2 separate regions of the Homo sapiens genome follow, and region 2 is linked to region 1. Evidence: read pairs that join two places in POLR2A ChIA-PET (ENCODE). Cell type or tissue: PC-9. All regions are shown on one strand. Each heading gives the region's core, and the rest is flanking DNA. Links, peaks and the distances in the headings are about the cores only. Region 1 overlaps MDFIC (MyoD family inhibitor domain containing). Region 2 has its middle 32 kb from the start of MDFIC.

What was found. ChIA-PET counts read pairs that join two places held together with the same protein. Peaks named below come from ENCODE experiments on the same cell type or tissue, not always from the same donor. Only the 100,000 strongest peaks of a DNase experiment are listed, where the experiment ranks them.
Region 2: POLR2A ChIA-PET joins it to region 1 with 5 read pairs; 3 of 35 experiments call an interaction of 5 or more read pairs at or near these places.

What each region holds. Positions count from the first base shown.
Region 1 is chr7:115,019,299-115,023,706 of GRCh38, reverse strand. MDFIC (MyoD family inhibitor domain containing) reads right to left here. Exons shown (of 5, transcript NM_001166345.3): 5 at 3,790-4,408. Among named protein-coding and RNA genes, the nearest start is that of LINC01393, 57 kb to the left of the region's middle. In PC-9, for the core only: no CTCF peak of the experiment used is centred there; no DNase peak of the experiment used is centred there.
Region 2 is chr7:114,888,059-114,892,466 of GRCh38, reverse strand. No RefSeq gene overlaps it. Among named protein-coding and RNA genes, the nearest start is that of MDFIC, 32 kb to the left of the region's middle. In PC-9, for the core only: no CTCF peak of the experiment used is centred there; a DNase peak (open chromatin) is centred at 2,636.

The DNA.
Region 1 (4,408 bases), core at 226-4,225:
ATCCAGAAATAGAAATTAGGTTTCCTAGGTCTATTGGTAACTAACAATGTTACTTTAAAAAGTAAACTTAAGCAATCTGTCCCAGTTTTTTCCTCTGTAAAATGGAAGTTAAAACGTCTATCCTAGAAGAATCACAGTTTTGTGAAGATCAAATGAGAAAACGGATACGGTTTTCTTCTGAAAAGTTAAACAAGCTCTACAAATGTCAGCCCTATCACTTTTGCTATCTCCTAAAGCTGTCCCTGAGTGTAAGCTGCCAATCACCACATCCTCTTTTTTGGGCTATCTTTCCTCTACACATGGAGCACTTCCCTCAACTCCAACTTAAACATCACACACAAAGGAAAGATAAGCAGCAAGAAAATCCAAATGCATTGGCAATACCACTGCATGTTAAAAAAAAGAACTAGATTCACGTTGAACTTCGTTTTTGTGGTGCATAACTCCCCTTTCCATAGGTCCTATTAACTTCAAAGGGAGCTCCGTGCATGTAAATGATTATATTTATTGGATGCGCCAACTCTTTCTTATCCTCTGGGCACAATTAGAAATATCATAGAAAAATGAATGTCAGAGACTTGGATCCATATTTGATATTCTATGGGAAATTCCCCACAGTTACAGATGTTAAAAATCCTGCCCAATGGTCCAGTTATAAATTTATAGTATTTCCTTTTCTATATCCTTGGAATTATTTCTCTCTGATTTCCTTTTTACATTAAAGGAAACATATTCCCTTCAGGTCCAGATAAACTAGTGATAAAACCTTGGCTTGTTGTACAGCTTGATGTAGTAATAAAAATTTAGACTGTGTAACCCGTCTCTTTCAAGAAACTGTTAGTGCTTCCCTGAGATTATCCCATTAATACTTACAGCAACTCTGTTCCTACTTTATGTTCACTCTGGGAACTGCTCTTAGAGTCAGTGTCCAGGAACTCAATTCTTGGATGTTCATTTTAATATCATATCCATTAAACCACACTGTAATTTCAGTGTTCCTTGTCAATTCAGGCCATTATCAAGATTTTTGATAGGTGGCTAATAAACAGCGTTCTCTAGTTGAAGTCGCCACAATAAATTAAAATTGTATGGAGCCCTGTGCTTTTCACACCAATTTGGTGTTTTTTTGCTTTAAATTTAGTAGTCTCATGGCTAACAGTGGAAGCATCTCTAGGACTGACTCTGACAACATAACGACCCCATCCAGTGCTATCAGTGAATATAAAGACCTTGGAAATGTTATAGACATGGCTCCTCAGCAATATTACATATTATATGTTTTATATATAATCTAAGGGTAGGTTAACTCTTTAGCTGCGTATTTTTTAAAGTGACAAAAAAGGAGAAAAATAGAAGAAACCTTTCAAATTAAATATTTAGAACTATTATAAAAGAGAAAATGTTACTATTAAATGATGAAAAACATTGCTGGAAATGTACCCACATCTGATGTATGGTTGGGAAGATACAAAGGCTTTTTAAAATAATGTTTTGATAAGCAATATGACTTACAAAAGATTCATTTTAACTAGTCTTACAGACAAATAAACCATATCAGATTAATTTGGACCCATTTTTAATTATTTGTAAAAAATAAGTAAGGGCAGTCTAATTGTTGTAAATATTTATAGAGCAAAACAATGCAAACTACATATAACAATCAAATTTCTAGCAAAAATGTGTGTAAGTAGGTTTATTTTGAAAGGAAAAGTCCTACTCCCAGTGTCATAACCAATTAAATTCTCCGGGTAATGACCCCATTTGCATAGCGAGCGGAACCCACAAGTGGGAATTTTAATGGGTACACCACCTGAGTACAGTAATTGAGAGTGACACAACTTGAACTAGTTTTGTGCTTACCCCACTGAAAATTCTACTCATATTATTTTTAATGTCAAGCTACAAGTCAAATTTCAAGATGATGGATTTGTTCTTTTTTAAGCACTGAGTTTGAATAAAAGAAATGCTTTAATTCTGTTATGCATTGCATATCTTTGCTTTAACTAATCTGTACTTCTGATTCTCACCATTGCTTCATTTTCTTCAGTGATTGGAATTTAATTTTATTCATTAATTTGTGAATAATTAGATAAAAAATAATGTCCTCAGCTGCTAAATTGCTTTTGGATTGCGATTTAATGTACTTTTACCAGAATATGTATTATAGTTAGGCTGGCATAACAGTTTACTAAAATGTAATTGTGTAAATATGCCCAATTATTCTTTTTGATGATCTAACAAAATCTAATATAATATGTATTCATGAGTATTTTACTCCTCCTTCACCTCAGCACCAATAAAACACAGTTTCTGCAGAGCTGATCAGAGACACCTTGTCATCTAAAGATGTTACTTTTAAAAGATATTCTCCTTATCTCTCAGGCACTATTCATGTCCTTGAAAGAATTGTGCATTCTGATTGAGGGAGCATATGACGTCCACATGAAATTATATAATAAAGGTGATTTCAAGACTCTAAAAGTCAAACACACACGATTAACTAGGTTTTGAGGTGACATTTTAAAACTTCTTTTGTTTCACTCTAAGATTGCTTGCGATCTAACTGTTTGTAGGTGTTTGACACCACTCTGCCACATCTGTAATTGGCATAGCATCCAGCAGACAGGCTCTGTACATCTTTACACTGCAACCTACCAAGTTAAGAAATGTATTGGTTCAATATAAAACAGCAGGCTGTTTTTAGACATAGTTACTAGTGCACAAGCTTTAATATGGCTTGGCTTCATCCTATAATGAGATCTTTTGGTTCCCTGCTCAACAGGCTTTTATTCCTTTGCAAAAGGCTATGAACTATGTCAAGTGGATCAGCTGCTTTTGTACACCCTCTTTCTTGGCTTTGGAGCATAATTCCTTTGCTTCTACCCCTTTATGCATCAGACAGAACTTAAGAACCTTTTCCATTTTTCAAGCTAAACTTAGAATTTGTTTGAATTTGCTTTTCACCATTTTCCTAATAATTACATTCTCAACTAAACCTCACACAAAGACCTGCCTGGAAGTGAACACCTAATTGCAGAGCTATACTTTGTCTTTAACACATATATCTATACCCCATGTTGGTAATGTGTCAAAGGATGGTTATCTGAAATGATTTCTTCATGGTCACCTCACAACTAAATTAATGCTTCCTTTTCAGTGAGCACTAAATGGAATGTGGTAAGGAATTGAGGGCATAAGCAGACAAACAAACAAACAATGGAAGCAGAACTACTAGCCACAGTTCAGTCAGAAGGCAGGAAGCTACTTAACTTGACATCTAGCTGCTTAAGTGTTATAGCTGAGGCTCTAGTGGAAAGTGTCATGCTATTATGACAGCTTGGTGAAGAATAGGTGGTGCAGATTCTGTTTGCATAGAGACATTGCTTTCCAGGTGGGGCTCCGCTGCGGCTTTATTTCATTTCCAGATTGTCTATTGTCTTCATAAAAATTTGGTCATAAATATGATATTTTGAGTTACAGTGTTTTAAAAGGGGCAGTCATTGTCCACTGAGAATTTTGCAATGTATGTAGAAGATTTAGTCACCAATGACAGTTTTTGCAACACCCACCCTCCATGTTAGGGCTGCATTACAATAGTATCCCCTCTCCACAACTTCTTCTATTTTAAACAAACTCTAAAAGCAATCTTAAATAAGGAAGTAAATACTGGCAGGTTCACCGTTGAAACTGTTTTCTCATGGGAGGTGCCAAACTTATTCCCTGGGTTGAAACTTCTTGAGGGTTATGTGACTTTCTTGAGGTGTCTAGTATCAATCCAAGCACAAAGAAAACACTCACTGCAATTTATTGTATAAGCATACGAAGATGAAGGGTTGAAAGGATTCTCTTTTAATACCCAATGCTTGATTATAAAAACTATAAATAGTAAGTGTGGAACAAACCCTATTAATATATTAACCATTGTTTAAAACAAAAATGATATGTTCTGTTGTATTAGTGCAAAAGAAAACAAAATGGATATTATAGTATTTGATGACATTTTCTGTTGCCAGTCAGATTAGATGCAACAATCCTACAGGCCTACAAATCACAAGTAATTGGAAGGGGCATAAAGGTCTTAAATAATTTGAAAAATAATCTTATTAACAAATAACCTGATTCATTAGGCAGTTAGGTAAATCTAAGCATTTAACTAGCATTCAAGAAGGCAAGATACTTATTTATGTTAATAAGTCTCGAGTCTTATTTATGTTGGGCAGTGATGTTTGACGTTTATAACATTAGAATCTAGGGCACTGAAAGAGTTTGTATGGATAAAGAATGGAAAGTTATTACATAAGGTTGCCTTGGTTACTCCTTGAACTGCTCAGATAACATTGACTATCCAGGTGAGGAAAATGGATACAGTTGATACACTGTAAAAATGAAAAAATAATTTTCTAAATAA
Region 2 (4,408 bases), core at 270-4,269, 130 kb after region 1:
TGCATGCACACATATTTATTGCAGCACTATTTACAATAGCAAAGACTTGGAACCAACCCAAATGCCCATCAATGATAGACTGGATAAAATAAATGCGACACATATACACCATGGATTACTATGCAGCCATAAAAAGGCATGAGATCATGTCCTTTGCAGGGACATGAATGAAGCTGGAAGACATCATCTTCAGCAAACTAACACAGGAAGAGAAAACCAAATAGCTCATGTTCTCACTCTCAAGTGGGAGTTGAACAATGAAAATAGATGGACACAGAGAGGGGAACAACACACACCAGTGGGCAGCAGTGAGGGGAGGGAGAGCATCAGGACAAATAGCTAAGGCATGCAGGGCTTAAAACCTAGATGATAGGTTGATAGGTGCAGCAGACCACACACATACCTATGTAAAAAACCTGCACATTCTGCACATGTATCCCACAATTTAAAGTATAATTTAAAAAAGAAAAGAAAAGAAAGTTATTTCTTTGAGAGTGGGTGCCATGTTTTGGTGAGTTTTTTAATATTTTTTCAGTCAATTTTCAAAATTTCTAACACTGATCTCAGTGTTGGAGAAATGTATCCAGTACCTGTTGATCAAAAACAATGAAAAGAAGAAAAGAAACAGAAAACATGCAAACTTTTGATAGGACACATATTGAATGTATATACTTCATATAAAATTTAATTTATACAGCATGGTTCATTTAACTCTGTTTACTTAATATATAAAAATAGCTGCTACAGTCTAGAGATTGAGCTAATCACTGCTCAGAACTTCAAAACGAATAAAACATGATTCTGCCTTAAATTATTTAACAGTAAGCAAGATAATACAAAATAGAGTCCATAAAAGAGACAAACTGTGCCACATCAAATGGTATCTATATACACAGAAAATATGGAGCTGTATCATGAATATAACTGTCCTTCCATACCTGCATTCTGCATTTGAGGATTCAAACAACTGCAGATCAAAGTATTAAATATACATATATAAGTTTTAGAACTAACATTTGCACAGCATTTGCATTGTGTTAGGTATTATAAGTAATCTAGAGGCAAGTTAAAGTATATAAGAGGATGTGTGTAGGTTATTTGCAAATACGACCCCATTTTATCCCATTTTATTTAAGGGACTTGAGCATTCAAGATTTGGGTATCCACAGGGATTCTAGAATGGATTCCCCTTAGATGCCAAGGACCAACTGTACTCACAAATAAATAGAACTGGGTAGCTGTAGTGCTTTAGGAATATGCTATAGTTCACTCACCCCAACAACTCAGCTCTACCTCATTGTCATTTTCTCTTGGCTGAAGCATCAGTTCCACAGAAAATGATTTATCACTTCACTATCAGCTTCATTTCTGATAAAACAACACTATGTTGCTCAAGGAGGAAACTTCTTATGTCCAGAACTAGCAAAAGGCAACAAAAAGACTGTCATTTCTCTAACATTGTCAATACCATAGATATATGCATACACTTTAAAAATAAAACATTCATAATAGATAATTTCTCAGTCTTTTACCAGACAGGCGCCCTGTGTGTGTGCGTGTGTGTGCGTGTGTGTGCACACACATTGTAGTGTGTTAACTATGTGTAATTCATAATAATTAGTCAAGTTTTCTTTTCTCTTTGACCACATGTATATGTGTGTGTATTTATGTATATGTATATATGTATGTATATATATATACACATACCTGCATCTCCTGATGCATATCTGCATCTCCTGATGCATCTCCTGATGCAGACCTCCTGATGTCTGCATCTGCACACATCTGTGTGTGTGTGCGTGCACACACATTGTAGTGTGTTAACTATGTGTAATTCATAATAATTAGTCAAGTTTTCTCTTTGACCACATGTATAAGTGTGTGTATTTATGTATATGTATATATATATACACATACCTGCATCTCCCTACATACAAGTTATTTTTCTCTTTCTCTTCCTTCCTTTTCTCCATCTCTTTCCAAAAAATTTTGAGAAGCCGCCCTAAAAGTCTGGCTTCCAGGTGTAAATAATCTCCCCGAGGACTCAAAACTTAATGATAGTAACTGCAATTATGCATCAAACTAAGAAAAAAATGTGTAATAAAGAAATAATCAAAGGAAATAATTAAAGAGAATTAATTACGTATGACTGGGGAAGAGTGGGAGGTGGCCTAAGTCTAAGTAAAGTCCTTACTTTCCCCAGTTAGGAATTGTGAACACAGAGCGTATACCTTATGTAACTAAACATCTGAAAATATATGAAATCCCTTATTGCATGAAACCCCATAATCTCCTTCTACTATTTTCTTCCCCCTCAGTGAATAGTCAGGGAAGAGTAGTAAGGGCTGGAAAAAAACAGAATCAAGTAATCCATGATTGCCTATAAGTCAACCCTCAAAAGTATGCTTGTATACCTGGACAACAAGGATGGTGACATCACAAAAATTAATAAAGTCACCATTCTCATTATAAAAGACAATCACATTTCAGAGTAAGAAGCAAAGTTAACAGGGCATCACGGTACAAAGCTCCTCACTTGTTGGTAACCCACTAAGAGAAAAACACTTTAAAGAAGCGCATAGAGTTGATCAACCTAAGTGGATGTGAGTCACTGTTTCCCAGTCATCTTGACTTTAACCTATGACTCATCAAGCTCCATACTGTCCTGTCTTCCTTCAAGTGCTTTGTGAATCAACACAGTTGTTTTTTCTTTTTTTCATTCTCCCCACTAACACCACATTCCAAGAACTCATTACTCCATACTTGGATTGCTATGATAGATTCTCCACTAGTTTTCCTGGCTCTGCTTTTCTCTTTTAATCAATTATAGATACTACCTAAATATGGTTTAATTCTTCCTGAAACTTTGAATTATTATTTGTGACTTTTCTAATATTTTATTTTTAACAGCTTTATTCACGATAAAAGTCAAGGCCAGGCACGGTGGCTCATGCCTGTAATCCCGGCACTTTGGGAGGTTGCGGTGGGAGGATCACTTGAAGCCAGGAGTTTGAGACCAGCCTAGACAACATAGTAAGGCCTGGTGCCTACAAAAAAAAAAAAGAAAAAAAAAAAAAGCCAGAAAAAAAATAGCCAGGCATGGTGGTGGCCTCTTGCATTTCTAGCTACTCAGGAGGCTGAAGCAGCGAACCCAGGGGTTTGAGGTCACAGTGAACTCTGTTAGCATCACTGCACTCCAGCCTGAGTGACAGAGCAAAACTGTTAAGGAAGGAAGGAAGGAAGGAAGGAAGGAAGGAAGGAAGGAAGGAAGGAAGGAAGGAAGGAAGGAAGGAAGGAATCAAAATCCACAATCTGTCAAAATCTAAGAAGGAAGGAAGGAAGGAAGAAAGGAAGGAAGGAAGGAAGGAAGGAAGGAAGGAAGGAAGGAATCAAAATCCACAATCTGTCAAAATCTAAGAAGGAAGGAAGGAAGGAAGGAAGGAAGGAAGGAAGGAAGGAAGGAAGGAAGGAAGGAAGGAAAGGAAGGGAGGGAGGGAGAAAGAAAGAAAGAAAGAAAGAAAGAAAGAAAGAGAGAGAGAGAGAGAGAGAAAGAAAGAAAGAAAGAAAGAAAGAAAGAAAGAAAGAAAGAAAGAAAGAAAGAAAGAAAGGAAAAGAAAAGAAAGAAAGGGACAAAGAAAAGAAAGATCAAAACCCACAACCTGTCAAAATCTCCAATCTCGCTGGGTTTCTCCAGCCTAAGGGGGTGGTCCCCACCATTCCTCTGGCACTCCATCTTCACTCCTGGGTTGTACCCAGACTTGTGACATACGTCTGCATAATAGGTTATATTTCTTCTCGTCGCCTTTCCAAACTCTGACTATCCTACTATTTTCAAAAATCCTTGTAGCTCACGTAGAAGTTTCCATTTTCAGAATCATATATCTCCGGGCAAGGTGTTGTATTTGAACGCTGAGGTTAAGACAAGATTATTAATGACCATAATGACCATAGTGTTCAGAAAGCTCTTTCCTAAACATTTGAGACTGTAAATAGGTTTCAGATGATGGGCAGAATTTGGACAAAGAGGGAATAGGCACAACTATTTCTCCTCTTATGAAAAGAGGAAGCTTAGATGGCTGGGCACGGTGTCTCACGCTTATAATCCCAGCACTTTGGGAGGCCGAGGCGGGCAGATCACAAGGTCAGGAATTCAAGACCAGCCTGGCCAATATGGTGAAACCCCGCCTCTACAGAGGGAAGAATGGTCAATATTTTTGTAAAAATACAAAAATTAGCCGGGCATGGTGGTGGGCGCCTGTAGTCTCAGCTACTGGGGAGACTGAGGCAGGAGAATCACTTGAACCCGGGAGGCGGAGGTTGCAGTGAGCCGAGATGGCGCCATTGCACTCCAGCCTGGGTGACAGAGCAAGACTCTGTCTCAAAGAAAAGAAAGAAAAAAAAAAAAGAA